Regions from separate parts of the Mus musculus genome. Here regions 2 and 3 are each linked to region 1. Evidence: chromatin loops called from intact Hi-C (ENCODE). Cell type or tissue: left cerebral cortex. All regions are shown on one strand. Links, peaks and the distances in the headings refer to the core of each region. The heading gives the core; the rest is flanking DNA.

Evidence for each region. A loop is a pair of places that touch in the nucleus more often than their neighbours do. Peaks named below come from ENCODE experiments on the same cell type or tissue, not always from the same donor. Only the 100,000 strongest peaks of a DNase experiment are listed, where the experiment ranks them.
Region 2: it touches region 1 in a loop (3-fold over the local background); 10 of 42 quality-filtered maps call a loop at or near these places.
Region 3: a loop joins it to region 1, with 2.5 times the contacts of the local background. A loop is called at or near these places in 11 of 42 quality-filtered maps.

Annotation. Positions count from the first base shown.
Region 1 is chr17:86,901,268-86,911,506 of GRCm38, reverse strand. No RefSeq gene overlaps it. Among named protein-coding and RNA genes, the nearest start is that of Tmem247, 11 kb to the left of the region's middle. In left cerebral cortex, for the core only: CTCF peaks have their summits at 4,612, 5,178 (motif pointing right) and 6,086; DNase peaks (open chromatin) are centred at 5,178, 5,450 and 6,000; H3K27ac peaks cover 1,429 bases.
Region 2 is chr17:86,809,707-86,819,945 of GRCm38, reverse strand. Epas1 (endothelial PAS domain protein 1) reads right to left here. Exons shown (of 16, transcript NM_010137.3): 6 at 10,157-10,239; 7 at 1,485-1,591. Among named protein-coding and RNA genes, the nearest start is that of Epas1, 61 kb to the right of the region's middle. In left cerebral cortex, for the core only: no CTCF peak of the experiment used is centred there; no DNase peak of the experiment used is centred there.
Region 3 is chr17:86,821,016-86,831,254 of GRCm38, reverse strand. It overlaps Epas1 (endothelial PAS domain protein 1), which reads right to left. Exons shown (of 16, transcript NM_010137.3): 8 at 7,428-7,575; 9 at 6,634-6,848; 10 at 5,485-5,675; 11 at 4,640-4,750; 12 at 3,258-3,763; 13 at 2,439-2,565; 14 at 2,155-2,269; 15 at 1,772-1,945; 16 at 1-304. The coding sequence ends at 153. Among named protein-coding and RNA genes, the nearest start is that of Epas1, 72 kb to the right of the region's middle. In left cerebral cortex, for the core only: no CTCF peak of the experiment used is centred there; a DNase peak (open chromatin) is centred at 8,253.

The sequences.
Region 1 (10,239 bases), core at 4,225-6,724:
TTTTCACTAGCTGCATTAGACAGTCATGCTCTTGCAAAGGCCACTAAAGGGACTGTTTAGCCAGGCACCCTGCTAGAATACTGGCTCCCTTCTGACCAGTGAATGTGACATGGTCAGCCGACCAAAGAAAGGGTCACCCCAAAGCCTGGACACCCCAGAGAGAACCAGAGGTGCCACTTCTTAACCGTGTTCTGCCTTTAGCTTCTCACCTCACTGTGGGCTTACTGTGGGTGAGCGAGCAGAAGATGGCAGAAACCCATCTTAGCAATTCACTTCTGTTTTAAAAACCCCAGGCGACAGGGACTGGTGTGTGAACTTTGCTGTTTAAAGAAACTTGCTTTTGTTTGTTTGTGTGTACACATGTGTGTGTAGAGATCAAAGGTCAATGTAGAGTGTCCTTTCTCTCTCTCTCTTTCTCTCTCTCTCTCTCCCTCCCTCCCTCTCCCCCTCTTTCTTTCTTTCCTTTTGAGACAGGGACTTTCACTGAACCTAGAGTTTACCAATTCAGTAAGTCTAGCTGGTTAGCAGACACAGAAACCCTTCTGTCCTTATTTCCCCCACCACTGTGATTATGGGCACAGGATACCTAGGTGACTTTTTACATGTGTGTGGGGCTGGTGTGAGGGTGGAGATATGAACTCAGGGCCTTATGCTTGCCTAACAACAATTTTATTGATAGTATTGTCTTCTCAGTTCTCTATCTATCTATCTATCTATCTATCTATCTATCTATCTATCTATTTATCTATCTATCTGTGTGTGCGTGTATGTATCACTATATGATTCAGGCTATTCACAAGCATGATTCCCCTGCCTCATCTTCTTTGAGTGCTGGGATTAAGGTCTGGCTTGTTTAAAGGAACTTTCCATAATTTAATAACACTGTTTTACCCCGGCATATACTTATATGACCCCAGTTACTTTTTATATACTGGGTCTGTGATAGCAGAACTCATTTATGGGGGGCCCCTGAGAAACCCGAGTGAAGGCCCCCATGTGTTTTAGCCAGGTTGGGGCTTCTGAAGGAGGGATGTTCCAAGAAAGATCCTGGGCCTGGGTCAGGCTGGCATCCTGGATCTCACCACTTGCAGGCAGAAGGGTCTGGATGCCCTCCAGCTTGAGCGCACAGTAACTCTTGGTGGCCAACTGCCCCACTTACTTGCTTAGGATTAGAGGACAGAACTGTCAAGCACAGCGGGAAAGGCTGTGCACAGTACAGCACTGCCACCCATCAGCCAGGCCAAGAGCACCCTGGGAACCACGTGGGCAATGTGGCAGAGCCTGTGGTGTTTCCCGAGGGCCTTCATTGTTGTTTCTAACTCGTCACTCGTGAGCCAGACTGCAGTTGTAAGCCCACTCTTCACTGGCCTTTGGGAATGGGCTTTCTTGGTTCTGTTGCTGACCTAGAGTCACCAAGTAATGGAGGGAGCGTCTCTCTAAAGCTTCCTCGACATCTTATCGGATGCCCTCCTTCTCTCATGTGCATCTACACAGGCTCCCGTCAAGAACACTCCATCTTTGTTCTCTAAGTTTCCCCTTCTCTGTGGCCATGTGGGCCAATTCTGCCCTCTCGTGGCCTGCCCTTGTTGAGCGGTGGCTCAGATTTTCCAGGGATTCTTGTCTTTCTGCAGAATGATCGGGCCACTCCCTGAACCCACAGACCCTCGGGGAAGGGTTTCAGCTCCAGAGAACTTCTGATGGCAATCCAAGCCTGTGGGTTTGTGGAGGTCTGTGAGGAGGAGACACAGAGGCTGCCACTGGGAGCACCTGGGGGCTGGACCAACAGGCCGAAGTGGATTGAAGGGCATTGACATGAGGGCCACCAGTGGGAAGCAGTCAGTGGCTGCCCCAGGAATATGGCGTGTGGAGTATGGCCATGGAGGCGTCTTCTAGCCACATGTTGAGGTCCTCTGTCTAGGTCAGCACATGGAACCATGAAAGCTCGTTCTCAAAGCGAAGACAACTGCCGTCCGGCTCACATATGACAAGTTAGGAACAACCATGAAGGCCCACGGGTATCACCACATTGCCCACACGACCTTCCAGGAGGCATGCTGAGCCGTGGCTGTATGTGCCTGGCCTCACTTTGGGTTGTGAGTAGAGTGTGTGTGGCCCTACGAGGACTTGGAGGGGTAAGAGCTGGGGACTGAAGTGAAGGAAAAATAGAAAGGAGTCAGGACAAGGGGATATGGGGCTTAAGGATAACACGGGAGAAGCACAGGCACACGGGGCTTGAATTGGGGTAGCAAGTGTGCTGGGTTCCCAGAGTTGGTGTGGTGGGGTTGTGTGTGTGGGGGGTGATATTAGACTGAATGTAGTCCAAGGCCCACCTGTGCCCTTCAGTGCTGCAGGTAGCTTAGAGGGCCCTGGATGGATCAGCATCTCCAGAAGCTAACCAGACAGAAAGATGGAATGGTAAGGCGCTGTCATCCCATGCCTGTTTGGATTTTTCTAAGACCCCCTGGAACCTGAGTTTGGCAATAGTGAAAGCGCTCAGCCTGTGTTTCTTCTCCGCAAGCTCTGGCCCTGTCCTGTCCTTTAGATTGCCCAACTCACATCCAGCTCTGACGTCCTTGCTAGGAAATCCAAGGTGCTGGCTAGAGTTGTAACCCAGAAGGAGATCCAGTGTTAACTGAAACACACAGACACAGAACCGGCCGATAACAACGCGGGCACAACACTCACCATGTATATTTGTCTTTACACTGAACTGAGGCTTCCTGAGCCAAACGCTGGCATTTAGCTGTAGAGGTAGAGTTGGAAGGGGGTGGGTGGGGAGATGATGCTTGGGGTTAGAGGACGCCTTCCCAGATGGATGCTTGTGTCCCAAGACAATTGTCCACCAGCTTAAACGACAAGCCCCAGACAGCTCTGAACGGAGTGTCCTCGGGCTGGTTTTACATGCCTTTGCTTGCTGGAGGGATCAAGCGGCTTGTGTTAGCCAAGCATGGCAGGGCAAGCCTAGAATTCCACTGCTTGAAAGGGGCGGGCAAAGGCTGATCTGTCCAGTGACTTTGGTTGGAACCAGCCTGGCTACTCAAGAGCCTGTCTCAAACAGATACACAAAGGCTCACATTTCCAAGAGGGGCATGAGTGCAGGGGTTGACCTGTGTCGACAGGAGTTTAACCTTGGCTTTGCTTTCAGATAGCAACCCTGAGGTACCTTTTCCCAGGGGGATCGTCTCAGGAGGCCAATCTGAGGTCTGCAGCCTGAAGCTCAAGTGTCTCTGATCGTACGAGTTTTAGGAGTTCCCTCCACTGTGCTACATAATGCTGGATACTTGCTGTGGTGGATTTGGTTTAATGCTTGTATTATGTTAAATGGGTTCCCAAAATTGCAGGAGGACCTGCATCTAAAACCCTGAGGATTCCTGCCCTCGTTTGGTTTTCATTGGTGAATAAAATGGCCAGCGGCCAATGGCTGGGCAGGGAGACAGACATGGGACTTTAGGATTTGAGGGCAAAGGGACAGAGAGGGGACTGAGAACCGCTGTGTCGGGAAAGGAGAGAGACCAGGCCCGAGGCTGCAGGAGGGAGAGCACAGCAATCATGGAAGAGCCGGCAAGAGCGGCCCCAGCCCCTGCCCCCATTGCAAAGATTGGAATATAGATTTTAGTAAGTGGCCAACTGTCTCCACTTACTTGCTTGGGATTAGAGGACAGCCCAGGCGTATTGGAGGGGAGAGTGTCAGCCACATGGAAGTTTGGAAATGTCCCAGCCATTTGAGTGGGATTAATCGCCTACCACGACAACTTACAATTCACATTCACATAAGGTGGGGCTAAGAGTCTTGAAGTAAATGAAATGGGAGCACGTTGGCTTCCGCAGATGATCTAGATTCATCCTCCCGCATGTGCTCTCCGTCCCCTGCTCCCGGGGAGCTGCGGCTGAGCACTGTGCACTGACTCTGGGACCAGTCCGGAGCTCACAAGGAGCCTGCTTTTCCCACATTGGATTCGTGAGAGTGAGGGTAAAAAGAATCTGCAGAGACTACCTACCGTACATCCCTGACCTTGGCGCATGCTCCTTGAAGCTCTGAGTATCGTCCTCACTGCTTACTCGCACATGTCTGTTTTGGTGACTCCAGGTCACAGTCCCAGCAGGAGGTGGACCAACTCTATTCAGTTCTAGATAGGCAATGTTCTCAGTCTGTCCCAGGTGGTTTGAAAATGACCTGGAGGAGTTGTAAGTTCTCTGGGCATAGCAGCTGGGACCTTGGCATTGTGCCCTGGTGTCAGTCATGTATCAGAACATGCATGTGACCATATTTTATCCCCTCTGAAGAGCTGCTGTGGTCATCCCTGCCTGTATGAGAAACTGTGGATCAGGATACCTAACTGATTTCACATGCACACAGCTGTCACCTGGCAGGGTGGAGATTTGAAACCAAAGCTGGTTTGCTGTAAGTCTGATTTTTTTTCTTCCTTTCACCCTGTGTTCTGTTTCACACATGTAGATCTAGTCAGGTCTGCAGAATTATCTTGATAAAAAAAGCCATAACCCCCCTCTCTCCTTTTTCCTCCTGCCTCCTTATTCTATTTTATTTTGAGACAGATTCTCATATAGACCAGGGTGGCCTTGAACTTGTTATGTAGCCAAGGCCAACCTTGAACTCCAGACTCTCCTGGCTCCACTACCCTGCTGCCAGGATTCTAAGCCTCCTAGTGGCCACCTTCCTAACTGCGTCGCTGGATCTATGGCTGTGAAGGAGCAGTGTTTTGATTCCACAAGGTGTTCCTTAAGCATGTTTATCCTTTCTTTCCCCCACTGTCAGTCGGTGCCAGCTTTGCCACCTCCTCTGCATGGTTCCCATTGCTCTGAGCTCCAGCTCTTTGAGGACTCCGAGCAGGCAGCATCTCACTCGAATGTACGGACATCTTCCATGTTTGACCCTAGACTTCAGGCTTTCTGGTTTAGAGACTATGTGATGTGTGCCCATCACAAATCACATCGTGTACAACACGACAGGCCACTTACACATTAAGGTGTAAGGTGAGGTACCCCGGACGTGATTTCTCAAAAGAAGTGTTTAGCACGTCTTTGCCATAACAAATGAGGCTCATTGTTGCGCTCTTGGCATTCAGGAGTAGTTCATTTTGGTCCTCTCCAAACTGCTTTGGGTTTGCGCTAAGAAGCCCTGGCCCGGCTCTACCTCGGTAGCAATACTGCTTTTGTCCAGAAGATGGCGAGCAAAGCCAACAGGAAGGAACAAAGTTTATTAGCGCCTGGCGTGAGAGAGCAGTTAGCTCTTCTCATAAAAGAGACAGGGATGGAAAAACGATTTGCCAAGGTTTATAAAAATGCACTGAGGATAAGGACTGGCCTCGAAGGCAGGGTTTCTGGCTGACCTCTATGAAAGTCAGTAGTTTAGAAAGGGCAGCTGAAGTAGAAAGATCACAGCAGCTTGTGACTGGGTCGTTCTTCAAGAGCCTGCTTTAATACCTTCAGCAACTTCTCTCTAAAGCAGAAACAGCCGGGGAGTATGAGCAGGCCAGGGCACCATCCTCCTCTGAGACGCTCACTGGCTTTGGAAATCAGTCCTAATTTCGTGCTCCTTGGTTAACTCTCTAGTCTACCGGAAGCTTCCAGGGGCTTCATGGTCATGTTTGCACGGGTCTTTAAACTGAACAGAGGTTGGGAAAGACATACTGATTTGAGCTGACTAGAAAGAGGTAATAGATCGATGGGGGAGGTTCCAGTCGGGTGGGAATTTGCCAAATAGCATTTTTTAAAAAGAAGCTGAGGAGGCCAGCCAAAGCTCTAGCTTCAAAGTCAGAGTAATACAAAGTAAGGTCAGCCAGGGCAAGGGTGTGACCCTGGGAAGGGGTAAAATACCTCCCCGAGTTTTACAGAGACAGATTTCTAAAACTATAGCCACCTCCCCCCAGCCCCCATTTTCTTGTGACCTAAATCCTCCCCTGAAGCGGAGCTGGGCTCTAGGCCAGGGTGTCAGTCACGGACAAAGGCGTCCTGTTTCGAAGGTCTGGCCACTGTGTTTGCCTGTAGGGGCCAACAAACGCTGTAGGCCTCCCCCAGCCGATAACATAGAAATCCGCAGAGTTCCTCCCAGGACACTCGCAACACTGCCCCCTCAGGTTTCTCCAGCACGGTGACAGAGCTGTGTCCATAAGGCCGCTTGATTCTGGTTGATTGTATGGTGGCTGCTAGGTTGTTCTTCCTCCAGCTGACTCCATTCTGGCTCTGTTTGTTTTTCCTAGCTGACTGGAAAGCCTTTTTCTCAGGGTTTTTTTGGACCAAGAGTGAATGACATCCCAATGTGGCCTGTCCTCTTTCTCTCTCTCTGCCTATTTTATCCTCTTGCTTCCCAGAACTTTGGTACATCTCTGCCTTTGTCATTGAAGCTGAAGTGGCAGAGGACATTGCCGGGCTGGGGACCCATTGCTGAGCACAAGAGGGAAGATGGACCGTTCAGCTTAGTAGGAAGTTTCTGCTCCTGTGGAATAGAGATGCTGACATCTGCCCGTGATCTGGTCACAGAGAATGCAGAGACAGCACAAATGGCAAATGGGTGTACATTGAGGGAAGGGTGTACATTGAGGGAAGGGTGAGAGAATGGGGTGAATGAGTGTATGTCAGGTGGGAAGAGGGGGGACAGAGGCACAATGACGGGCGTCTGTGAGACATCTCCAGGTGTCAGGAGGCGCAGCCTTCCGCTTACACGAGAGCTGCATGTGTACATTTGGGCGAGCACTGTGAGGAGCGGTATCAGGAGCCGCTGTGAGAGTGGTGACAGAGCTCCGGCCATTGCCCTTGAGGGAGCAACTACTTGGCTGTGTGGAAATAAGCATTAGGAGAATTAATGTGGCTTAAAGTAGAGAGGAATGGAAAAATCCAGGGGGAAGGGAACCGTGAGTTCTGGGCTACAGTGGATGATAGGGAGACTAAGAAGGTACCAGGGGACAGATGTCAACCACATCCTGCAGGAAAAAAAAAATGACACAGGGCCCTGAGAGATGAGGAGGACTATGGATTGAGGAAGACATAGAGGGTCATGCCTGTGTGTGGGTGTTGTCTAGGAAGTCACAGCCTGCTGTGGCCAGAAGGCTCGGCTCTTAGGTGACCACAGAGGGACCTTATTCATGTGGTTACTGGTGTAAGGAGGGAAGTGGAGCCCATAGGCAGATGCGACCTTCTGTGGCTTCCTCTCACACTCTGGGCTCTTGTTCCTTCAGTAGTTACCCCTTAGCCTGACTGCACCCTTGGCTCAGCCTCAGTTGCCAACCTGCTTAGCTCTGATCACAGCCTGGGACACAGCTCTCTTGGCTACACTTCGAGGAAGGCAGGTGTTCTGTCCCTCAGTGCCAGGGCTCAGCTGTTTTGAAGGTGGGAAGGGAATGTGGCCCTGTTTGGAAGGCTCTGTTTAGGAAGTGAGACCAGGAGCTTTGTCAGAGAAGGGGAGATGGGTGGGGTGGGGTGGGGGAGAATTTTCTGGAAGTTTCTTCTAGTCTGGGCTCTTTGAGGCAGCTGCTTATATGATGGATGGCGACATTTATTTACTGCAGTTTTCTAGGGGTCACAGATCCCAAACAGATGTCCAATGCCCTGCAGGGAACACTGGTGGCATTGTGAGGGGGACATTTTTATTCTAAGTGAGTCACAGAGGCAGGGGAAGACAATGAGTCAACTGGGAACTGGCAGGAGATAGGTGTAAGGGCCATGGAGGAGTCGGGGGCGGGGTAAAATCAGCCCAGCCTGGCGCTCACTAGGACTTCCTCTCTGCCGCTCTCGTTTGTCAGCTGTGTGGTGAGGTCTCTGCACTGCAGCTTCTCCAAGCTCCTTTAGTGTGGTGTTGGCCGTCCACCTTCTATTTATGCTGGGTCCTCAGCCTGGTGTGGAGTTCAGGCATCAGATCGGGGAGGGGCCATAAAGACTGTCCTCTCAGGACAGGGCAGTCCCAGAGCTGACAAATTTGAATGTGTGAATAGGATTCTGGACTTCTAGTCTAGCCTCGAGTTCTTTTCTAGCTCTTATCAAGTTAAGAAAAGGCTTTGAAAAGAGTATCCAAGGCAAACATTTCAAATATTATAAAAAGCAATGGAATCCTTCTCTTAAAGGATATTTTATATGGAACGGAGAGAAGGCAGATAAAACACATCTGTCTGGGTAGCAGGTTTAGAGTATACGCAGCAGACTTGATGCCTGCCCGACTCCCAGGCTCCTCCACAGAGCCTCTGAGCAGGGTAGTCCACACCCAAGGGCCAGATGAGCTAAAGGCAGGCGTAGAGACTCTAGATTCCACGTTCCTATGGAAAGTCCTCTAGAAGCGAGAGCCAGGGAAGTCTCCCGTGTCTGCTACAAGACTGGTTGAAGACAGCAAACATGTGTCCATCAAACATCACAGCATGGCCACTATGGAAGGACCCTCTCTGCACCACCAGACATTTCTTTCAGCACTTAATATTAGCAAAAGCTCACACTGTTGTTTCTCAACTCTTTGTTCTAGAACGTCAAGGCTAGACTTTCCTCTCTGCTTTTCCAGATTGAGTTGCTGATCACAGACTGGCACTTCCCTCGCAGGTCAAGGTTCCTCTGCGTGTCTCCCTGCCCCTAGGATGCTGGACTGAAGGTGAAGTCTGAAGGCGGATAGACGGGAAGCCCTCTACGTGCTGGCTCTTTCAGGAGTACTCGCATTTCTGGGTGTGGATGTCTCTAGAACAGGGACCCAGTGCCAGCCCTTGTTCTATGAGTATCATGGCATAACAGTGGTTCTTGGTGTCCCTTTGATTCTGGGGCTGCACATTTGACAACATTCACTGTCATTTCCATTACAGCCAGGATGGCAGGTTTGTTTGGATCTGATGGTCATTTCTGATGGCCCAGCCTACCACACCCATCGCTAATCTGTAAATACCTAACTCTACAGGACAATGTAAAGGCCACAAGCACTCGTGTTCCTGACCCAGGTCAGCTTCCTCAGGAAGTAGGATGCTTGGATTGTCCTTCCGTTCCTTACGGAAGAGACTTCGGTTTCAGAACTTCGGTCCCCATGCCCATGACAGTGATAACCTCACTCCCCCATCACTATTGGGGCTCTTGAGCATCTGCATGGCTCCTGCCCCTCTCAATGACTAACGTCTATTTCAGGATTTGGAATCCATCCTCCCCGTATTACAGTCTCCTCACAGTTGCCATGGGGAGCAATAGCAGAAGTTCCCTGCCATGACAAAGTCATGGCTGCAGTCGAGGCATGTGGAAATGAGACAAGGTCCCGGGTGGGGTGCTTCACGTGCGAGGAAGGACAGAGCACCTCAGCTTTGCAGTAGGAGATGTGTCTAGGCAGACGGGCAGTAGCAACCTTTAACAGCATGGCCCTTCAAGAAGACTGCATAGACTCGAGACTGCTGATGTGGAATATGGAAGGGTGGCAGCTAGGGCTGAGACAACTTCATAGGGTCTCTACAAAGGGCCTGGCACTGCTGCTCAAGGGAAGTTACACACACATACACACACACACACACACACACACACACAAATATATGTATATATGCATACATATATATTTATATGTGCGTTTCGATATATAAAAATTATATTTATCTATATAATAATTTATATGTATATTTATATAATATTTATATATTGTATATAATATAAATTATATAATATAAACTATAATATAAATATGTAAATTATATAATATAACATAATATAATATAAATATATTTGTATATAATATGTTATATATTTAACATATGTATTGAAATATATAATATATACTTCTTTCATACAATATACTCTGATTATGCTTTTCCCTTACCCAGCTCCTTGCATATCCTCCCTGGCTTTCCAACTCTACACCCTTTCTCTCTGTTACTGTAGAAAATGAACAAGAACAAAAAACAGCAAATAACATTCTCTTGTGTCTCTCTGTCTCTTTCTTTCTCACATACATACACATACACATGCACACACACACATACACATAGACATACATCTCTCATACATACACACACACACACACACATGCACACACACACATACACATAGACATACATCTCTCATACACACACACACACACACACACACACACACACCATATACAAACACTAAACAAGAAACAATAATACACAAGTAAGAAACCAGTAAGACTTAAATGCCCAAACAAAGCACTATGAGACAAAAGTCTGTAAAAACACCACTGAGTTAATTCCGTGCCAGCCATTGAGTTCTGGGCAGTAGACCTACCATGCAGTGTGGCTAATATGCCTATTGAGACTG
Region 2 (10,239 bases), core at 1,405-3,904, 89 kb after region 1:
GGGCCCTCCAAGAGAAGGCTGACACCATACCTTGGAGTCTCTGGCTGGGTCATCTCCCTGAGAGCATCAGGGAGTGTCCTGCCACCCCTGGGGTAGTCTATTTGGATATTTTTGTTTTTATGCCAGAGAGACAGTAAGAGACTTGTCTGAGATGCCATAATGGCCCCTGCTGTATTATTAGATCAGATGAAACCCAAAGCTCCCAGGGAGGAAACAGAGGGGTGAGTTTGAATTCTCATATTCCCTCCCTCCCTCCCTCCCTCCCTCCCTCCCTCTCTCTCTCTCTCTCTCTCTCCCTCCCCCCCCCCCATGCTGTGCACAGCTTGTGGAGTTGCTGCACAGTTAGTGAAGCTGAGCTCGAGCTCTCCCGACTGTAAACAGAGGAGTGTCGGGCAGAATCAGACTTGGAACAGAAAGCTACACTTCTGTTTCCTACATTGCCAGTATGGCTGCTAGGTGGCTTCTCAGGGTTTCCTATTTGAAGACTCCTAGCCTATCCCCTCGGCAGCCCTGTCTGTACCAGTGTCCTGCTTGGATGATCTCTTTCCTAAATATAGTCTGTTTATGAGATTATCATTCACCTGCTGTTTGTATTACCACGATGCTATGAGAGATGCTAAGGTTAAAGGTCACCCAGTTTCTGGGAGCCAGGCTCCCTTTTCTTCCAAAACAAAGACTCCTTAGGGTAGAGATCAAGTCTACCAATCCCTAGTCCTCAGAGGACCAAGTCCAGTTTCTTACATGTTGATGGGTTTTACGTATTCAAAATTACCCTGGAGCATCCATAAATGGAAAGACCGAATTGGAAACGTGGCCAAGGGAACACCACAGAACCACTCAGTCCAATAAGGTAGCCAAGTGCCAAGAAAAGCTACTTAAATCATTTAAAACTTAAGTTTAAAGACATTTCTCAATGCACCAGACACACTGCAAGTACTACCTAGGTCTTGTGTGGCCTATGAAGGCACAGGATGTTTCTGTGATAGAGGCTCTACTACTGGACAGCTCTGTTCCTGAACTCCTTCGCTGTGCAGGCTCTCCCGCATGCACACAGTGTGCTGCTGCACAGGCAGCCCCCTCTCTTACCTCTTCCTCTGGTTAGCCCCATCCTCTCTACCATGGAAACTGATTCAGTGCAAGCCAACTCTCGTTGGAACCTTCCCAGGCCCTCTTCTATGCCGAGGTGCTTGCCGATCTAGTGCAGCCCCAAGCTGGTTACACACCCACTTTTAGCTGCTCTTCAAGACTGCCCCTGAGGGTTGCATAGAATGTTAACCATCTGCGAGGACTCAAGAGTCTTTTTCTTAATTTGCATAAACGCCATTTAGGGGCTGGTGGCATCGGTGAGTCTCTGACCATCTTGAAGGTATCTACCTTATCTGCCACCCAAGATGGTAACTCTGGGAGGAAGTAACCAAGGCCGTGTCTTGTCAATCATACCCTCAAGGGCAGACGTCGAGGACACAGGGTATCTAGGAACTCACAGTTCTGGTGACTTTTGGTCATGTTCTCCGAATCCAGGGCATGGTAGAACTCATAGGCAGAGCGTCCAAGTAGCTCCTCGGGGTGGTAACCAATCAGTTCCAAGATTCTGAATTAAAAAGGAAGCAGCAGGTGAGGACAAAAGACCAAACAGCCTTGGCACAGCATGCGATCAGAGACTTCAGGATCTAAGGTGAATGTATCAAGTATCGTCACACCTCATCACACCATTTCTTTACTCAAGCAAAACCCCATCAGGAGGGCATCATCCTGAGTGAGGTAACCCAATCACAAACGAACTCACACAATATGTACTCACTGATAAGTGGATATTAGCCCAGGAACTTAGAATACCCAAGATATAAGATACAATTTGCTAAACACATGAAACTCAAGAAGAATAAAGACCAAAGTGTGGACACTTTGCCCCTTCTTAGAATTGGGAACAAAACACCCAAGGAAGGAGTTACAGAGACAAAGTTTGGAGCTGAGACGAAAGGATGGGCCATCTAGAGACTGCCATAGCCAGGGATCCATCCCATAATAAGCTTCCAAACGCTGACACCATTGCATACACTAGCAAGATTTTGCTGAAAGGACCCAGATATAGCTGTCTCTTGTGAGACTATGCTGGGGCCTAACAAACACAGAAGTGGATGCTCACAGTCAGCTATTGGATGGATCACAGGGCCCCCCCAATGGAGGAGCTAGAGAAAGTACCCAAGGAGCTAAAGGGATCTGCAACCCTATAGGTGGAACAACAATATGAACTAACCAGTAACCCCGGAGCTCATGTCTCTAGCTGCATATGAATCAGAAGATGGCCTAGTCGGCCATCACTGGAAAGAGAGGCCCATTGATTGTGCAAACTTTATATGCCTCAGTACAGGGGAATGCCAGGGCCAAGAAGTGGGAGCGTGTGGGGGACTTTTGGGATAACATTGGAAATGTAAATGAAATAAATACCTAATTTAAAAAAAACCCATCAGACTCAGCTGCAACTGTGGATCTGCCCCCGTCCCCCACTCTCCTGCCCTTCCTGAAGTTCTATCTCAGAGGACTCTACTGCCTAGTATCTAAGAGGTCCTGGGGTCAGGAGGGGTCACATGGCTCCACCTCCCAGTTCATCTGTGTAAGTGGAGATCTGAGAGAGGACAGAATTGGCTTGATGGCCACACAAGTGCCCAGTTCAGACAGGAACAAGCGCTGAGGCCTCCTAGCTAGCATCTCAAGCTCATTCTAGTTGAAGCTGAGGAATGTTTAGATGGAAATCCTGTGTCCCAGAAGGGAAGGCGAGGAAGAGCCAGGGAGGAAGTTTTCTCTCCGGTGTCACCCCTGGATGCTGCTCAGCTGCCATCTATGACCCTAGATGTGTCTCCAGCAGCTTGTCTCTTCCCATCTCCATGAGGGAGAAGGACAGAGGCTGCTAAGGGGAAGCAACATAAAAATCAGTCCTGGCAGGTAAACAAGCAGCGAAGCCAGAAAATGGCATGAGTGCGCCGCGTGTAGATGTGTTCCCTCTGGATGGTCTAGTTTTGGTTGAGAACTGGACAGGAAAAAGCCAATATGGAGAGAGCCACGAAGACGCATGGAAGCTTTCTGTGTGGAGACATTTAAGTGAACAAAAGCCTGCCCTAGAATCACTGCACCGGCCACCTTGTGAGTCGCATGTCATTCTGCTGTGAGTCCCACGAGTCCTCTATCGTAGATGCCTCACACTTTGCTCATCACAAGCCAGAGCTGACGGGAGCAGCTCGGTATGACCATCCTCCTTGGAGCACACTGCCTTGGGGCACAGCTGTGTTCTGTGCCCTCTGGACAGAGGCTAAGGACAAGGAAAATAAAAAGCTCTGCTTGCTCGAGTGACTGTCTCTGTATTCATTCCATCCAATCGTAATGGCATGTGGCTGTTAGACCCAGTCCTTCTCAAGCCAGCTACTCGTCTTAGGCCAGCTACTCTCTTGGCTGGGGCAAACTGCCCTGGTTCTAGATCTCCCCAGAATCCAGTCTTTGCTTGTAAGAAATCTGATTTTCAGCTAACTTGCAGGGTGTCATGTACTCTCCCCACCAGCCATCTGCAACCAGTTTCTCTCCCAGAGTCACCGCAGGCCTCTCCTTCTCCACCGAACCCCCTCCAATTCCTTCTTCTCTTGCAGAGGCCTAAAGGCCATGTGCCCGGGCCCTAGGAAGGATGTACTGGACTCTTACACCGTGGGCCTTCTCCTCCTGCCTCCCCACAGTGAGGGAAGTCATGCTGACAATCCAGCCCCACTTAGGAACCCGGGTCACGATCTACTTTCCTTAAGCATGATTAACCATCTCAGTGCACACGTGTTCACATGTGTTTACACGTACGTGCACATGTGTGTACCCACAGGAGCACCTCTAGCAGCTCATCACAGTCTTCAGTCTGCCCTTCCATTCTGTATACTACCTGCTCTTATGTTAGCAGAGAAAAGGCAAGTTTTCTGACCAGACGCGATGCTGGAGGCCCAAGTCTTTGCAGAGCAAAGGTTAGGCCCACTGACATAACCTCTAAGTATGGCTAATTCAGTCCTGTGAGGCTGGCAGAGCACTAGTGCCAGCTGGCCATCCTTACCACAAGAGGATTTGTCCCCACTTGATTTCGGACCCTGGAGCTGGTACCCACAGACACTCCCGCTGATATAAAGCTGGGGGGAATGAGGAGTGGAGCAATGCCTGTACCTAGCCATACAGCATTCCCGAGAAGCCAACTGCACCTCAAACTCCCTGGGAATCAGAACCAGAACCAGGGACAGCAGAGCCACTCACAGGGTTGCTCACTTGCCAGCCGGACTGAGCCGATGCAAAATTTTCTACAAACTTTTACCACTGGCCTTCTAGGAAGGATGTGATCATCTTTCCTGAAGAAATCCCATTTCCTTTCACGATTAGGATCTTGCCATCAAAAGGCTTCGAGTAAATATTATAATCAACCTCATAATAAGATGTTTTTGCCTAATGACCGTATCATCCTTTCAAAGACACACAATGGGCATGTTCTAGAAGACAAACAAACCCAGATTTCAGACTTGCCAGTTATCTTCCCGCTAGCAGCTTTCAGTTATCTTGTCAGCCAAAATAAATATTTAATGTTTCCCTCTTCATTCCTTTAAACAGACTACAGTAAAAAACTGGGAAATGCGCACGGCCCGAACACAATCGCAGACCATGCGGGTTCTCAAGACTTCACAAAGCCAGGAAGCCCCAAGTTACAGCTAATGACCGTTTGCCCCCATCCGCAGGCACACCGACGCCATAGGGAGGTTAAGGAACCGAACTTGTTTATAGACTCGCTGTTATGGCCCCCGGGGCCTTCCCTGCTCATTTCCCTGGCTGCGGCAGATAAGAGTGCCATCCGTGCTCTCCATCAGGGGAGAGGGACCACTTTGCTCTTCATAATTAGAGATCCTTGACTCGCTGGAAGAAGAATCATTTGGGGTCACCCGTAAACTTAAAAGTCAACTCGAGACTGCACGAGAGGAGGGGGAAACGTAAAAAGATCTGTCGGATTTCAAAGCTGGGGACCGAGTGCATGCTTTAATAACAAGCAGATAAAGAAGTGAGACTCCAAAGAGGACGGAGCAAGCCTATGAGGAGGCAGGAGAGGAAGAAAGAGAGGAAACAGACAATGAATGGAAGAAGGGTATCTTTGTTCTGAAGTCAGACCAGACTCTGGCTTTGGCCTTCAGAGTGAGGCGTGAAGGTAAAATCTGAGGTGATTTATTCACTGTCCACAACTGCTCTTTGTTCTGGAGATAGTCTACAAGCACGAGTGAGGAAATGGCTCAAAGTGCTCACTATCCAAGCATAAAGATCTGAGTTCAGATCCCCAGCCTCAGCCTGCTGCATGGCAGAAGATGTCTGCAAGCCCAGTGCTGGGCCAGTGGGTGGGGCAAATGCTGGGGGCCAGTGGGTGGGGCCAGTGGGTGGAGCCAGTGGGTGGGGCCAGTGGATGGCAGTGGCATAGCAGGCAGATCCCAAGAGCTTGCTGATCAGTTACTTTAGCCAAAACAGTAAGTTCTGAGCTCATTGCAAGAGCCTGTCTCAAAAAAACAAAGTAGAGAATGGAAGAGGAAGACACCCAGTGCTGATATCTGACCTTCAGAAGCATGCAGGCAGACCAAGGGAGCCCATATACGCATGTATATACAAACACACACAGAATGAAGTGTGGCATGTTAAAGACACGTGTAGGTGTGTTATATGGAATGGTCAGGAAGGAAATGGTCTTCTGCATGCTGTCCCCTCTAGAGACAGCAGAATCAGCCACATGCCATCCCTCCCAGGCTGCAGCCCCCTAGTGCCAATTCTATCGCTGCTCCCTCCCTTCAGAGGCCCAGGGTTTGCTGAGTTAATCATGTAAACACAGTGTCTAGGGAGTATCTGAACTCTGCGTGAAGATGAAAGTACTGAGCACTTTTTAGCCACGTACTTGCCTTCCCAAGAACGCTATCATTAATCAATGTGTATTCTCACTGGCTCTTTCCTTGTGTGCTTTAACGACCCCCAGACACTTGGTTTTTATTTTCTGTATATTTATAAGCACTGGCAGTGCATTTCTTTAATGATATCTAGATTATTCACTACTCAGATTTCAAGACCTAATCATTTTAATATATTTTTATCTGGGCCAGACTTGCTTCAAGCAACAGCCCTTAAGTCTTGCACACACACCCCGAATACTGCCCAGTTATATGAAGTCTATACCCCAGCTCTATGGTTAACAGTTCTCTATGGGATCTATGGTCTCTGTGAGATGTGTTGTTGGTAGGGTGAAGTTATACACCAGAAGGTAGCCTGGACCAGTGCTATCCTGCATGCCACCAGCTCCGTCGACAAAACCCCCAACAGTGAGAAGGAATGTGAGAAGTGACTAATCCGTGGTAGGAACCCCATCATGCAATAAACTCTGATATAAACTACAGGGAGTCTGCAGAGCATTTCCAACAGACCAGGTGTTTCAGGACAACATGTGAGTAGTTGTTATTACACATTCAAACATGGCTAGGGCTGATTCCAGAATACTGTCAGCTGAGCGGACATAAGGACACGCAGAGCACGTTAGAGTCTAACTTCAGGATCTAAAGAAGCATTGGATAACCCCTAACTGAGATGTCTGGAGAAAGGCAATGTACAGGCCTGCTAAAGCACTTGGAATCAATTATATATGAGACCAAAATACATTCACGGTGCTTGCAAAAGATCACCCTGAAATTAAGGCGATACCACCCATTACAAAAAGCAGCAAAGTTTATTAATCATCTCCAATGTGCAAAAGGGAACATATTATTTTACAACGAATTTGCTTAAACCAGTCTGCTTTACTCTTGGACTTGACACACCTTCTAGCTGTCTTCACACACGCCTGGCCTCACACTTTATGGTTCTTTATAATTTCCTCTTTAAAAATGCATTTATTTGTGTGAGTGTACATGCCATAGTGTGTGTGTGTGTGTGTGTGTGTGTGTGGTCAGAGGACTACTTGTGAAGTCAGCAAATCAGCTCTGTCCATACTGGTTCTGGGGGTCAAACTCGGTTTCCCAGGCTTGGCGGCAAGTTCCTCTATTTGCTGAGCCATCTCAGCAGCCCAGGACTTCACGGACATTCTTTCCATGGCCCTCAAGCCTTCTCTCACTCAAGCTGTCTTACTGTTCCTAAGTTCTTTGAATGAATCCACCATACATCTTTTTCCCCAAAGATTTAAGTACGTGTGCGTGATAACACGTGTGTGCATGTATGCATATAGGCGCACGTGTTTGTGCCCGTGTACGTGTGCCCTCAGAGGCCAGAGGCCCAAGTCCCTGTAAGTAGAGCTACAGGTAGCTGTAATTATGTGTATGGGGTGGGGTCTCTGCAGGAGCATTATACACAAGTCTTCCTAACTTACAAACCTAACTCTTGGCTATGTCCTGTATTGTTTTGATGGAACATGGTGCTCTCAAATTCTTTTTGTGTGGTTTATTCTTTAAATGGTTTTACTTATGAGTTTTAAATGCTTACTATAATTTTCATACATCTTTCAAAGTTACAGAAGACTCACAAAATCACACTGAGATTACATGTGATTTTTCTAAGAAAACCTCATCTTGATGAGTTGGCTTCCTTCACAGTTATTCTATTTGGCCACTAGATGGCATCTCACGTGAATTTAAAAACCCAACCCTTTTAAAGGATTTCAGAATGGCTTGGGTCTTCCTCCAGGATGAATGGCACGTTCTGTTCTGTCCTACAAATTCCCTGTGGTTTCACTAAGCTGCTCGGATCTCAAGCCCAAACCCTCAGGCACCAGGACTTGTTTCTTTCCCCCGTGACACAACAGTTTATGGCAGCTGTTCCCCAGTGACAGCTCATGGATTAGTCCCTAAGAATGTTAGGAAACAGACAGACTGCAACTTTTATGTTTGAGTGCACAGCAGAGGAGGACATTAATTACTCGGACAATAAAGACATCCTCAGCACTCAGGATGCTGGGGCAGGAGGATTGCTGCAAATCATGGGCCAGCCTTGAGAGGGTGGGGGCTAGAGGAAGACGAGATTTTTCTTTTGCCTGGCCAAGCAAGTGAAGACTCCTGTTGCCAGAGCCACAGCAGTCCACAGGCGGGCACTCTTCATCTGAAAATCTGATGCCCAAAGTGTGCCTACATTACACTTAAAAACTTCAGATTCTAGAGCAGTTTGGATGTTGAATTTCTAGATTCACTTGAGGACAGTTTACGCAAAATTTCCCCCAAACTCGAAAATGAGAAACGAGTTTAGTTCCAAGATTTTCAGATAAGCAATACTGTCTAAGCCATAACTGTGCCCTATACATATATGAAAATGACAGACACTATTGGAGGGTTTAAAGTATTCACTGACTCATAATTAATAATCAAATACATATACATATATACATATATTCATATATAGAAACATATCACACACATACAAGCATAATCAGAGGAAAGTATCAAACTCGCTCAAATCTGATTGTGGACTCAAAATTCCTCTCTTCAGATTCTTTCCCTGCTTCTGTTAGGGGACACAATCCCCTTTGTGTCAGATGTCACCAAACCAAATAATTCACTGAGTAAAATGGGGGAGCCCTGCTCTACACTGGCTCTCACATGTAGGCTCTGGATTTAGAGCACATCTCTCAGAAGGTCATGTTAGTGTATGTATTCTCTCTCTCTCTCTCTCTCTCTCTCTCTCTCTCTCTCCCTTCCCCTCTTACACACACACACACACACACACACACACACACACACTGCTCCACATCTCAACACATGCAAACAGAACAAGCCTCTCCCCCAACCCAAAGCAATCGAGAAATAACACCAAGGGATTAAACACTTAAAATAGCCCCTTCACTAACTGTCCTATCTGTACCCTGGTTAACTAATCTGCTAATCGGTTAAACGCTCCGTGGGGCACTCTGTGTTTGCATCCCTCTGCAGTCGGCTCCCTAGCAGAACAGAATTCACGTTGGGCCGGCCATGCAATCAGCTTCCTTGGAAGGCAAGAGTATGCTGAAAATACTGTGTGTCCTAAGCCACCCTAAGCGGCATCTCCCTGTGCACGACGAGCCACATCTCTAAATCCCAGGATCCTTCCTGTGAGTATGAACCCCACCCCACCCGCCGTACTGAGCCAACCTAAGGACGTCACCATGGTACCTCTGTGTGCGTGCACATGGCATCTTTGTCCCTTTAGGCTGCCCATTTCTTGTGACTGTCCCCTTCTGCCCTTAACCCAAGGCTAGCCCTTTTACCTGAAACCCACTCAAACCACAATAATGAATGGAAATTAACAGCAAATGAACCTTTCTGGGAGATAGTTCCCTCACCTGCCAGCTCCTTTTTACAGTCTCTTTTCTGCTTTCAGGAGATGGCAGGTGAGGGTTTGGTTTTCCTGCTTCAGAGCAACTCCCTCCTGTCACCCACATCCCTGACCACTCCTGGGTTTCTGCACAAGCATCCCAAGTGCCACTGCACCTCAAAGCCGGTGTCATGGATCTGGCACCGGGACTTTCGGGGTCTCTCTGAAAACTGCAGAGGGCGTACCTCCGATCTATCTTCTGCTCAGAGAGACACGGCAGAGCTGAGCTTACGATGGGTGAAGTAGTCAGGCACAGTGAGTGATGCCTTTCACTCAGGCTAGGCATGCACGCCCAGTGCAGCCTCTCACCTGGCTTCCCTCACCCTGGTGCAAGCCACTGCACATCACAACTCGTTCTCACCGTTGTCCTCCACATCTCCATCCCAACAGCAGCAGCACAAGTGGATAGGAACTGTGGTGTAGTCTATACAAACCTTGCATGTACTGACAACCACACAGCATGCCTTCCTGTGCACCCTCTGTGGTCTCCCCTTTAATGAAGGTAAGAACAGCAGCCTACACTGACCACAGATGACTCTGCTAGGTTCTCTAGTCCAAGTCCACAGTCTTTATTGTTTCTGTGCCCCCCACTCCCAAGAGAACGTCCAGTTGCTTTGGAACTGAGGGTTAGAGTCTAACCTAGCTCTCTTCATTTTAAAGTCTTCACATGGAAGGAGGCTACCTTCTACAAACTTGCAGCCAGCAGTCCCACACCATGTCCTAGTCCCGTCCCTGCGCTGTCACACTCTCACAGATGCACACTGGTAAGACCCACCCTGTCCCAACACCCCACCTGTCGTCACAGTAGGTGAACTTCATGTCCATGCTGTGGCGGCTCAGGAAAGTCTTGCTGTCCAGGGGGATGTCCATGTGGGA
Region 3 (10,239 bases), core at 7,042-9,541, 83 kb after region 1:
CTGCTTGGTGACCTGGCCAGTAGGCCAGGTTGAGTACATCTCGTAAGAAGTGTGCTGGTGTTAGAGATACCTAATAGCAACACAGATGGAAGTGAAGCTGGCAGGTCAAGACGGCGGGGCAGGCAGGGGCATGCCCGGCCAGAGGCCCTGGCTCAGGTGGCCTGGTCCAGAGCTCTGAGAAGGTCTCTCCCCTGCAGGAGTGTGGAGCTTCCAGGCACGGGCACGTTCACCTCACAGTCATATCTGGTCAGTTCCGGCAACAGGTAAGGCTCGAACGATGGCCCCAGCAGTCGACTGGCCACGCCTGAGAGGAGGGAGAGGAGGGTGTTTTAGAGGACTGGCACACACCTGCTCCGCTGGCTGTAGATGACCAGAGGAAAGGGCATGCATGCAAACAACTGTGTCTCCAGCTTCCAGCAACTTCCGATGCAGCAGCACTCTGGCCCTGGGGCTCCATCCCCTGTTCAGAGGACGGAGCCAGAAGAGGACATGCCACAGCAGTGGTGAGATCCAAAGATGGCTGGAGCGAGAGCAGAGCTCTCTCAGTTTAGAGACAGAGCTGGGTCCCAGTGTGCTCTCCCTTCTGGGGTCCACACTTCCCGTTGCCTGCACTCCTACCAACAGATGCCCTGCCCTTCTTAAATTCACCTCCTTTCGGTCTATGGGCAGAAACGATCTATGTTGAAATTAGTTTTGCTTCGCATTCAACAGCTGGGGAAACCTGTCATTTGCTGACTACAGCTGCCCAGATGTGTATACCGGGGGTGAGTGATGTGTGGTCCTCTCTTTAAACTTTAAACTTTCTCTTTTAAGACTTCTGGCTTGCAAGCCCACCTGCTGGTAAACAACAGAACTGAAATATCAGCCCAGGGCTTTTGGGTTCTTCAGATGGAATTCTAAGAACACAACTATAAATTTTCCCCAACTCTGCTACTGTAGACAAGGCTCTGGAATTTTCTTTCTCAAACCACAGATTGTTTGTGCCGAGCAAAGGCGTCTATGGGAACACTTGTGTGTTTCAGTGGCAATAGCTGAACTTACTGGATCACCAGGCTACCCTCCCATCAGTGAGTCCCCTGTGCAACCTTTCAGAGAAAGCTTGTTACGGTATGTGTATACACTTCAGGCAATGAGCAGCTGAGGAAAGATGTAGACTCTTGGTCTTGCGGGGCCAAGAGCCCGGATGTGATCTGACTGATTACTGGACGATCCCTTCCAGAGCCGTGCACAATCTTCCAGCCTGCCTTTCCAGGGCAGCGAGCTTGTCTTGCTCAGAAGTCCACCACAGCCCTGGGGCCCTTGCCATACCAGCCGCTTCCTTCTACCAAAGCTTCCCCAGCCTGAGACCCACCTTCTGGGGAGCCTGCTTGGCCAGAAGTAACCGTGGCTCTGCCCTTTCTCAGGGACAACAGCCAAAGAGGCCTTTCTTACTTTCTCACACAATCTCAGCTCATCAATGAGGAGCCTGCACCCTCCTGGGCCTTCCTTGTACTTTGAACAAGTCATTGTCAAATCCTTTCTGGGCCTGGTACCATGCAGGCTCTGGAATAAAGAGGAGACTTGGTCCTGCCTAAACCATCTCATGCAGCTTGGCTGATGAAGAGCCCTATGGACTGTAAGCAGTCGCATCAGACCTGAGCAGGGGCTCTGAAGGCAGTCTTGTCCAAACGCAGAGTTGCTTCCTGCAAGTGGCTGCCTCTCAGCTCTCTGGCCAGCCAGGCCACCTGTTTGCATCAGACCCTGGCTATGGTGGGAGTTCCAAAGCACTCACCTGACACCTTTTGAGCTCCTGGAGGACCGTAGTCCTGGAACTGGGAGGCATAGCACTGTGGCGGGAACCCAGTCTTGGCGTTCTCCCCTGAGCTCCTGGTAGATGGTGGCTGGGGAGGTGGCAGGTGTCTCAGTGGCTGGCCCAGGCCTCTCATAGATTTTTGGGTGAATTCATCTGGAGGATCCAAGCCAGAGAGTGAACTGTGGTGCTGTCATTAGGGCAGACAATAGCGCTCTCAGCCTGCTTTCTTTTTCAGAAGTCATGTAGAGACCTCTGAACCGGGATCCTGCTCATGGCATGGATATAACCCATTCTAACAAGGCTCAGGGAATGTGCTCTGAGCCTTCAACCCTCCACCAGACCCCTGGGCCAGGCCTGCTTACCGGGGGCCATGTTCGCACTGATGGTCTTGTCAGGCATCAAAGGACAGGTCCCGCCCATGAGGCTCTTCATACGTTTCCACATCAAGTGTGAACTGCTGGTGCCTGGAGGGTCCCCCTGCAGAGGTGATGTGTAGTTGGAGGAAGTGGGCCAGGGTGGAGTAGGGTGGGTAGCACACAGACCCAGCAGGGGCAGGTGCTCACTACCAGATCTAGCTGTCTGCATCTCTACCCTAGCCTCATCTCCTTCCTGTCCAGTAGGCTGTTCGTTCACAGACATGGCTTACCCCGCTTGTGTCTTGGAAGGCTTGCTCCTCATACTCCAGCTGCCGCTTTAGCTTCAGCTTGTTGGACAGGGCGATCATGGCTGGGCTCATCATGTATGGACCTCGGGCCCCGAAGTCCTTTGCAGACCTGCCAATGCCAAGAGAAGACAGTGGTGGGTGTGAGGCATCTACAGCCTCCCGCTGCCTGGTGTCTTCATCAGAATCTAACACTTATGACTCAGGCGATCTATGGAGGGCAGAATGCTAAAGGGCTTGAGCGGCGGCAGCTCAGCTCTTCCTTCTGTAAGATGCTCAAGAGTTCTGTCACCTGCGCCTCTCTCCGCACACCTGTCCACCTCAGTCCTGCCCTCAGGGGTCCTGCCCAGCTAGATGACAACAGTCTCTAGAAGGATTTCTGCTGAATGCCTTCCTTCCAGAGGACCATCTGGGGTGCTCTATAAAGGGTACGTACTATAGACAAGACACATCAGCTTATGGGACTGCAGCCTACTGGGAAGACAGGAAAATGCTGGTGCCTGTGTGCACCCCACAGAGGCTCCAGGCAGATGGAAAGTACAGGACTATGGAGGAAATACCATAATACCTATCTGTGTCCAAAGGTAGACAGACATCACTTAAAAAAGCCCCTTCTTCTATCTGCTGGGGTCTGGCTCTCACATATCAGAGGAGGACTAGGAAAAGTGCCAGCTGCCTACACATACAGTGAGGGGATATGGTCAGCGGGAAGCTGATGTGACCCTCTAGAGCCTTCATAAGCAGGTGTGTACATGTACTCGCCCTGCCCAGTATGTCCCCTCCAGCCAGACATCTGTCACTAACCTCATCTTGAACATGGAGACATGAGGCGGGGCGCTCGGAGGTTCCAACTGCGATGACCCCACCGGCAGGGCTCCCAGGGATTCAGCACTCTGATCACCCACAGGCCACTTAGTAGGGCCGAAATGTAATGGTGGATCCGGGGGCCACTGCGTGTTGGATCTGCCTCCCATAGAAGAGAGAGGGGTGCTGGCCTGGCCACAGCATGGAGACAGGGACCCTTTGCTCCCAGCATCAAAGAAGATGGAAGACATGGGCCAGTGCTCAGACTCTGTCTTCCTGCTTTCCAACTGCTGCGGGTACTTATCGAGGAAGAAGGGGCCGTGGGTGGCCCCCGGGGTGAGCGGCTGGAAGATGCTGGTCATGGTACTGAAGCAGTGCTGGGGGGTGGGCTGGGGGCTCTCTGGCATGAGCGGCTCCTCTGGGCAGATGGGGCTCAGCTGGAAGTCCTCGCCGTCCATAGGGATGTAGGGTGCCAAGGTCTCCAAATCCAGTTCACTGAAGTCCGTCTGAGGAGACACAGAGCAAAGGGTACATAGTGGCTGGCCCAGCCCTGCCCTGCCTAGGCCTTTTGAAACTGTCAGTCCTCCATTCAAATACCTCTGCTGGAACTGCTCAGATTTGCCATTGAGGGTACAAGGATTGCTGTTGGGATATAACCTGCATCTGTCCCTTCATCCTGTACAGGTTCAGTGAGCTTTCTCCACTTTTGACCTGCAGCCTTCTCTTTCTCTTTTAGCCAGGCCAACTTCTGGCCTCTGTTGCACTGCTCCTTTATCCTATTTGTACCAGCTAATCTTCATCTCCCCCACAGGGACTGCTGTTCTCACTCACCAGTAGATACTCAGGGACACCCATGGTCACAACAGAATACTCATAAGCAAAGACACAAGCTTCAGCCGCGGTCGGTCAGCCAATGACCCCTCACTACAGATAGATCTTTGTACCCAAGACTGGTACTGAAGGAAGTGTGCCTGCTTGTGCTAAGAAGTGTCACAGGCACACGCGCGCGCGTACACACACACACACACAGAGGAAAAAGACATGCACAGAAACAACAAGAGGTTCTGCAGGATAGGATAAGGCCACACACTAAAGAACAATGTGGAAGCTGGGGTGGAGAACTCAGGCTGAGACAATCAAAGGGAGGTGTGAGGATCGCCCCTGGAGATTCTCATCACCACCCTCGCCCACCTCCACCACCACCACTTACACCATTTGTGCAAGACAGAGATGGGGTCAACAGTTAGACAGGAGTGTGGGGCTGAGCAGGGACACAGTAGGAAGGGAGCGCGCCACTCACAAGCTTCCTGACCCCGAAGCTTTGCGCAGCACACCGGGGGTCTCTGCAAAGGAGCCCTCTGTCACCCACGCGCGGGGCCCACCTGGGTACTGCCCGGGTCCCTCGGCTCCGTGTCCATGGCGAAAAGCTTCTCAATCACTTCGATCTTCAAGGGATTCTCCAAGGATGAATAGTAGTCCTCAGGGCTGCTGGGCTGGAGACCAGGAAGGACGAGACCAAGTAAGAACACGGGGCCTGTCTCGCCAGGAGTCCATTGAGAACAGACAAGCATGGTTCTGCACTCTGCCCCGTTCTACCAAGCATCTGTGAAGGGGACTACTATTTACAAGCTGTGTGAAGCAGCTCAGCTCATCAACCTCTCTGAACCTTCGTCTCCCTCTAAGGAGAGGCTTGGATCACTTCCTAGATCAGTGGTCCTTAACTTTCCTGATGCTGCAGCCCTCCAGTTCCTCATGCTGTGCTGACCCCCAACCTCAAAACAGTAATTTGGCTACAGTTATGAATTATAAAGTGAATTTCTGTGTTTTCTGATGATCTAGGTGACCCTGTGAAAGGCTTGTTCGATTTCTCCCGTCAAATAGAGGGATTTGTGTACCACGGGTTGTGAGCTACTTGTCCTGTGTGTCTTGATGTGCAAACTGGATAGAGGCTGTGGCCAGCAGGGCTCTGTGGTTGAAGCCTTTGGTTTGCAGAGACCTGCCTAGGTTCTTGCTGTGATTTCAAGAGTCACGACGTGGATAAGGGTGGAAGACAGATGCTAAGAGCCGGTAGTCAGCTCTAGTGTCTCTCGGAGTATCTGAGCCATCCTTAGGGGCACTGTAACACCCAAGGGAGGCAGTACTTCTCAGGGGGTCTGTCCAGTCATCTGGCAGCAGAGCTTGAGGGGCCCATGAGCCCTGTGTGCTCTCCTGGAGGGTGGGGGCTCACCGTGGAGCAGCTACTGCTGCTTGAAGCACTGGGTGTAGTGTTCCCTGGGGTGTCTGCCTGGGGCACAGTGAAGGCTGGCAGGCTCCCGGACTCGCTCTGGGCACTGTGGCTCCTCAGCCCCGAGACCCATGGCTGGCCCGGGGGAAGGATGGCCTTGCCATAGGCTGAGGGTTCATCGAAGTTCTGGCTTCCTGTAAAGACAAGGCTTGCTTGAGGAGCATTCGTGAGATCTGGGCTCACCCCAGGGTGGATAAGCCCAGAAAGTTCACAAAAGGTCCTAAAAGAGGGCCTGAAGTTGACACCCTCAGTACTGTGGAGCCTAGATAGGACCAGAACTATGATTCAATCTGGGGACTTCCTATAAAGAGAGCAATCTCCAGCAGCATTTGGCATTCAGAGACCGAGCTTACTAGATAGAAGCAGTTGTTTCCTGCAGAGCCTTCCAGAACAGAGCTGAGGAAGTTATCAGAGGAGAATTGGGCCATTTGCCTCAGTACCAACATGGAGCTGGGGGGTTACAAGGTTATCTCGTGCAAGAGGGCTCATTGCCCTTTCTGGTTCTCTGAGGTGTCCATTTTCCTGTGGCCTCTCAGATGCACATTATCAAAGGGGGATTTGATTGCAAAGGGGAGCAGTCAGAGCTGGGCTGGAGAGGGTGCAGACCGGAAGAGGCCTCTCCCTGGACAGTTCCGGGTGTCAGAGGAGAGCTCAGGACCAAAAGGACTTCTCTTCCAGGAAGATGGGCAGACATTCTAACGCAGGCAGCCACCGAGGGCTTCATCCTCGCCCTCAGTCTCCTCTCGGCTACTGGTTCTGGCGCTGTTCTGACTCAGCCTTTCGCTTAAGTTAGAGGACACTCCCTGAGACACACGCCTCAACTCAGACTCTCAAGCCAGGTAGAGGATGGGCCCCTCGAGAGGGAGCCCTCTCCTTGCCTACCTCTTTACCCTTCATGAGGACTTATAACTCAGTGGCCATGAGTCTGTGCTTCTTCTCTACCTAGCAGAACCTGACCACGCACAGTGATCAGCAAGGCCCGAGTGCATCTGTGGTTTAGGGAAGCTGTGGCCAGGGAGGCTTGTCATAACAAGAACTGTCCGCCAGTCCATGAGGGTTCTGTGGGTTCAACCAGGGCTAGGAAGTACGCACCGAAATCGAGAGAAATAATGGCATCTCCTGGGGTGGGGGCCAACTGGGCCAGTTCCTCGGGCTCCTCCTTCAGTTTGGTGAACAGGTAGTTGCTCTTCTCAGTTACAGCCACATCGTCACTGCTGTCAAAGATGCTGTTCATGGCCATCAGGTGTGGCTTGAACAGGGATTCGGTCTGGTCCATGGAGAACACCACGTCGTTCTTCTCGATCTCACTGATGGGAAGAGAGAGCGGCTCAGAGTATCTGCATCTTTTAGCAAAAGCCTTTGGCTCTCCCGCCCCAGACATGTCAGAAGCCTGGTAGATAAACCTCTCAGAGAAGTGTTAGGCAGAAACACAAACAATCCAATTCTGTGAGCCACAGAAGCAGAGACGGTGAGGTTAGCCTCAACCTGTGGGCTGTTCGCTCGCTCCCTGTGCTCAAGCTGTAGGCACACAAAAGTCCTGGATTCCTATGTTAGTTTCCTTCATATTATCAATGGCAGCCGCTCATAGTCTTTCCAGGGGTGGAGGGGAGAGGGTATAACATCCACATCTTCCCAAAACAGCTTACCCAGGAGAGCACTGTCTCCCATTCACACAACATCAAGCATTACTCTATGCCATCTTCTCCCCCCTCAGCACAAGTCAGAGACATGATACCATAGCTGACAAATGAAAAAGAAACACGCTAGAGCTCTGTTCCTAAGACCTCAATATAGAGCCCTCCCAGTTAGAAGGATCCACACCACAGCCAGCATGTGGAGGTACTGCCCAGGGTCCCGAGAGGCTGGCTGCTCCCTCCTCGACTCACCTCAGCACATAGTTGACACACATGATACACTGAGGCTGCAGGTTGCGGGGGTTGTAGATGACCGTCCCCTGGGTCTCCAGCCACACATATCCTCCGTGTTTGGCTAGCATCCGGTACTGGCCAGATACCACCTGCCCCTTGGTGCACACTAGTGAAGAAAGGAGCCAGAGGTAAGAGAGGTGCAGGAGTGGTGTGCAGCACACACTCTAACCCCACAGGAAGTGTCACCTGCCCGGGGAGGGGGATGGACAGAGCTGCCAGATGGATGCCAAGGCCAGGAACAGTGAGAGGGTTGGGGGAGGGGGAGATCATTTCAGCCAACTCTTCGTTTCAAAAAATGGGAATAGGAGTTCTGAAGGAAAGCAGATGTTTGCCTGCCCAGTGCAGGAGTGACTCCCAGTCAACCAGGGAGCAGCACCCTACTGACTTCACCTCCTGAAGGTAGCAGACCACATCTGGAAGGTGGACCGCAGGGCTGCAGCCCCGTCCCATTCCCTGACTGTGGAGGACAGAACAGGGCTGGGCAAGTGCTCGTCCACGGAGCTCCAGCCCCAGTCCTTTCTGTTATTTTGATGCATTAGTCAGGTTGTCCTTGAACTCCCTCTGAAGTCTAGGCGGGCCTTAAACCATTCTTCTGCCTTAGCCCCCTGAATAACTGGGACTCAACTCAAGAGCTGTGTCACAAGACCCAGCTGAAGTTTGTTTTTTAAACTTTGTGTCCCTTGAACTTTCTGCTACCTTAGGAGCCAGATACAATTTGAGAGAAACTACTGCTCTATTTATCTGGAGTAGGGAAAGGCCTGTACTGTTAATTCAGGGCCTCAGCCACTGGAAGGTCTTTAAACTTGCCAACTGCCCCGTGAGACTGCCAGCTTAGAGTTTCTTTCCTCTCCTAGGCCATTCTAAGTAGTCAATTTCACAGTCTAAAAACACCAAGGGGTGTCCCACACACTAGTTTGTCTTCTTCCCCATTTCCAAATGCATTTTTATTTTTGTGAAAGAGCTCTCAAGGGCTCCTTTTCAGTCATGTCTGCTGATTTTAGAAATGTCTGTTAGCTTCTTAAACTGTCCACTGACTTTCACCCCCCCCCCCCTCCAAATGATTGTTCAGAGCTCCAGCCCAGAAGTGCCCAGGTCACAGAGAACTGAAGAGGAATGATGGGAGGCTCAGGAAGTCTTGCTGGCTTGGGGACTTTGGGTAAGTAACAATCCTGGTGTGGTTTCCTCTCATGTCCATCACTGTCATTTCTAACTGTCCAGAAGGCTACTGCTGTTTGCAGATCAAATGGACTTGCCTGCCTCATCGGCTACACAAACACTGTTTAGGAATTTCCTCTTCCACAAGCTATCAATGCCTAGTGCTTAGGTACTGTGCCAGTTATGTTACTAGGAATTGTTTACGGCAATTGTCCTGGGGTTCTAGGAGAGAACAGCTATGTTCCCTGTAGGCAGTCTCCTTGGATCTACCAGTCAGCTCGTGGGCCACCTCATCAGTCCTGCATGGTCTGATGAGGGATGGCCTTGTTCATAGTCACACCAGTCACAGTCCTTCTGCCTTGGCACATCTTACCCTCTTGGATATCTTAACACACAGCAGCGAGGAGCAGGAATGATGGAGAATTACATGTGCGCATTGCTCAGCAGAGCCACCGCTGCCTTGAGAGGTAAATTCAAGTCCCTGTGACAGTCATTACATAGTGCACCTGTGGAGTTCAGTGTCATGGCTGCCTTGCTTGGTGTGGGTTACCAGTGTGTGAAACTCCTGCTTCCCATCGACAGCGACTGCAGCCCTTGAAAGAGTCCTTTGGCTAAACATGATTGCCAGCTTGCACAGTCTCAGGCTTGAGAGTCTAGATTAGACACATTTTCCTCTCTACAACAAGCTTTATTGTATTTTAATTAATTTTAATTTTAATTAATTAATTTTAATTAATCCCATGGAGAGGTAACTATTTCACGCATATAGTACAGTGAGTTTTGACAAACGTAAACACCTAAGTAGCCATCACCACAGCAGAGGGACCAAAAACTTCATCTGAACCTGCCCCATGGCCCACGTGCCTAACTCCTCCTCCTAGTTCTGACTTCTGATTCCAGACGATCACCGATCTTTCCCCGGCACCGTCTCCTGTCCTTTCTAGACGTCTATGGGAGTAGACTTTCTTGAGTTTGGCTTCATTATCCTTGAGCATCGTGTTCCTGAGGTTGTGGGTGTTTCTGTGATTCGTGGGAGAGAAGTGTCTCCCTGGGTGTACCATGGCCAGTTTATTCCTTTGACCTGGATGTTTGAGTTTCCCGTTGTGAATAAAAGTGCAATAGACATCTGTATCCAAATCCACATCCAAAAGAACGTGGCTTTCTTTTTCATGGGGGTGTAACAAGGTAAGAAACTTCTAGATTATCTGCTGAAGACCATGTTTTTATTATCAGAAGTAGTCAGATTGTTTTGCCACTTTGATTGTCTTATCTTCATCTAATCTTTTAAATGGACTCCTGTGCAGGAGGGAGGAGAGACAGCACCCTCTAACACAAGGAAACGCAGCCTAGGAAGGCTGTGTTTGCTTCACTTTGCACAGAATAACAGTCATAGTGTTTAGATCATCGGTCTTTTGATTCCAGGGGCCATGGATCCTCTCTGACTACATTATGTTGAGCCAGAAAGAAGTGAGAAGAAAAAAAAAAAAAAAAACGGGCTAAGGCCATGTTGTTAACCATCATGGACTCCTTGGCCAGAGAAGGAACCTTTATCTTTTCTGCTGTCGCTTTCTGGGTGACATGGAGGCCACCTGGCTGCAGTGACGCAATTCTTGCA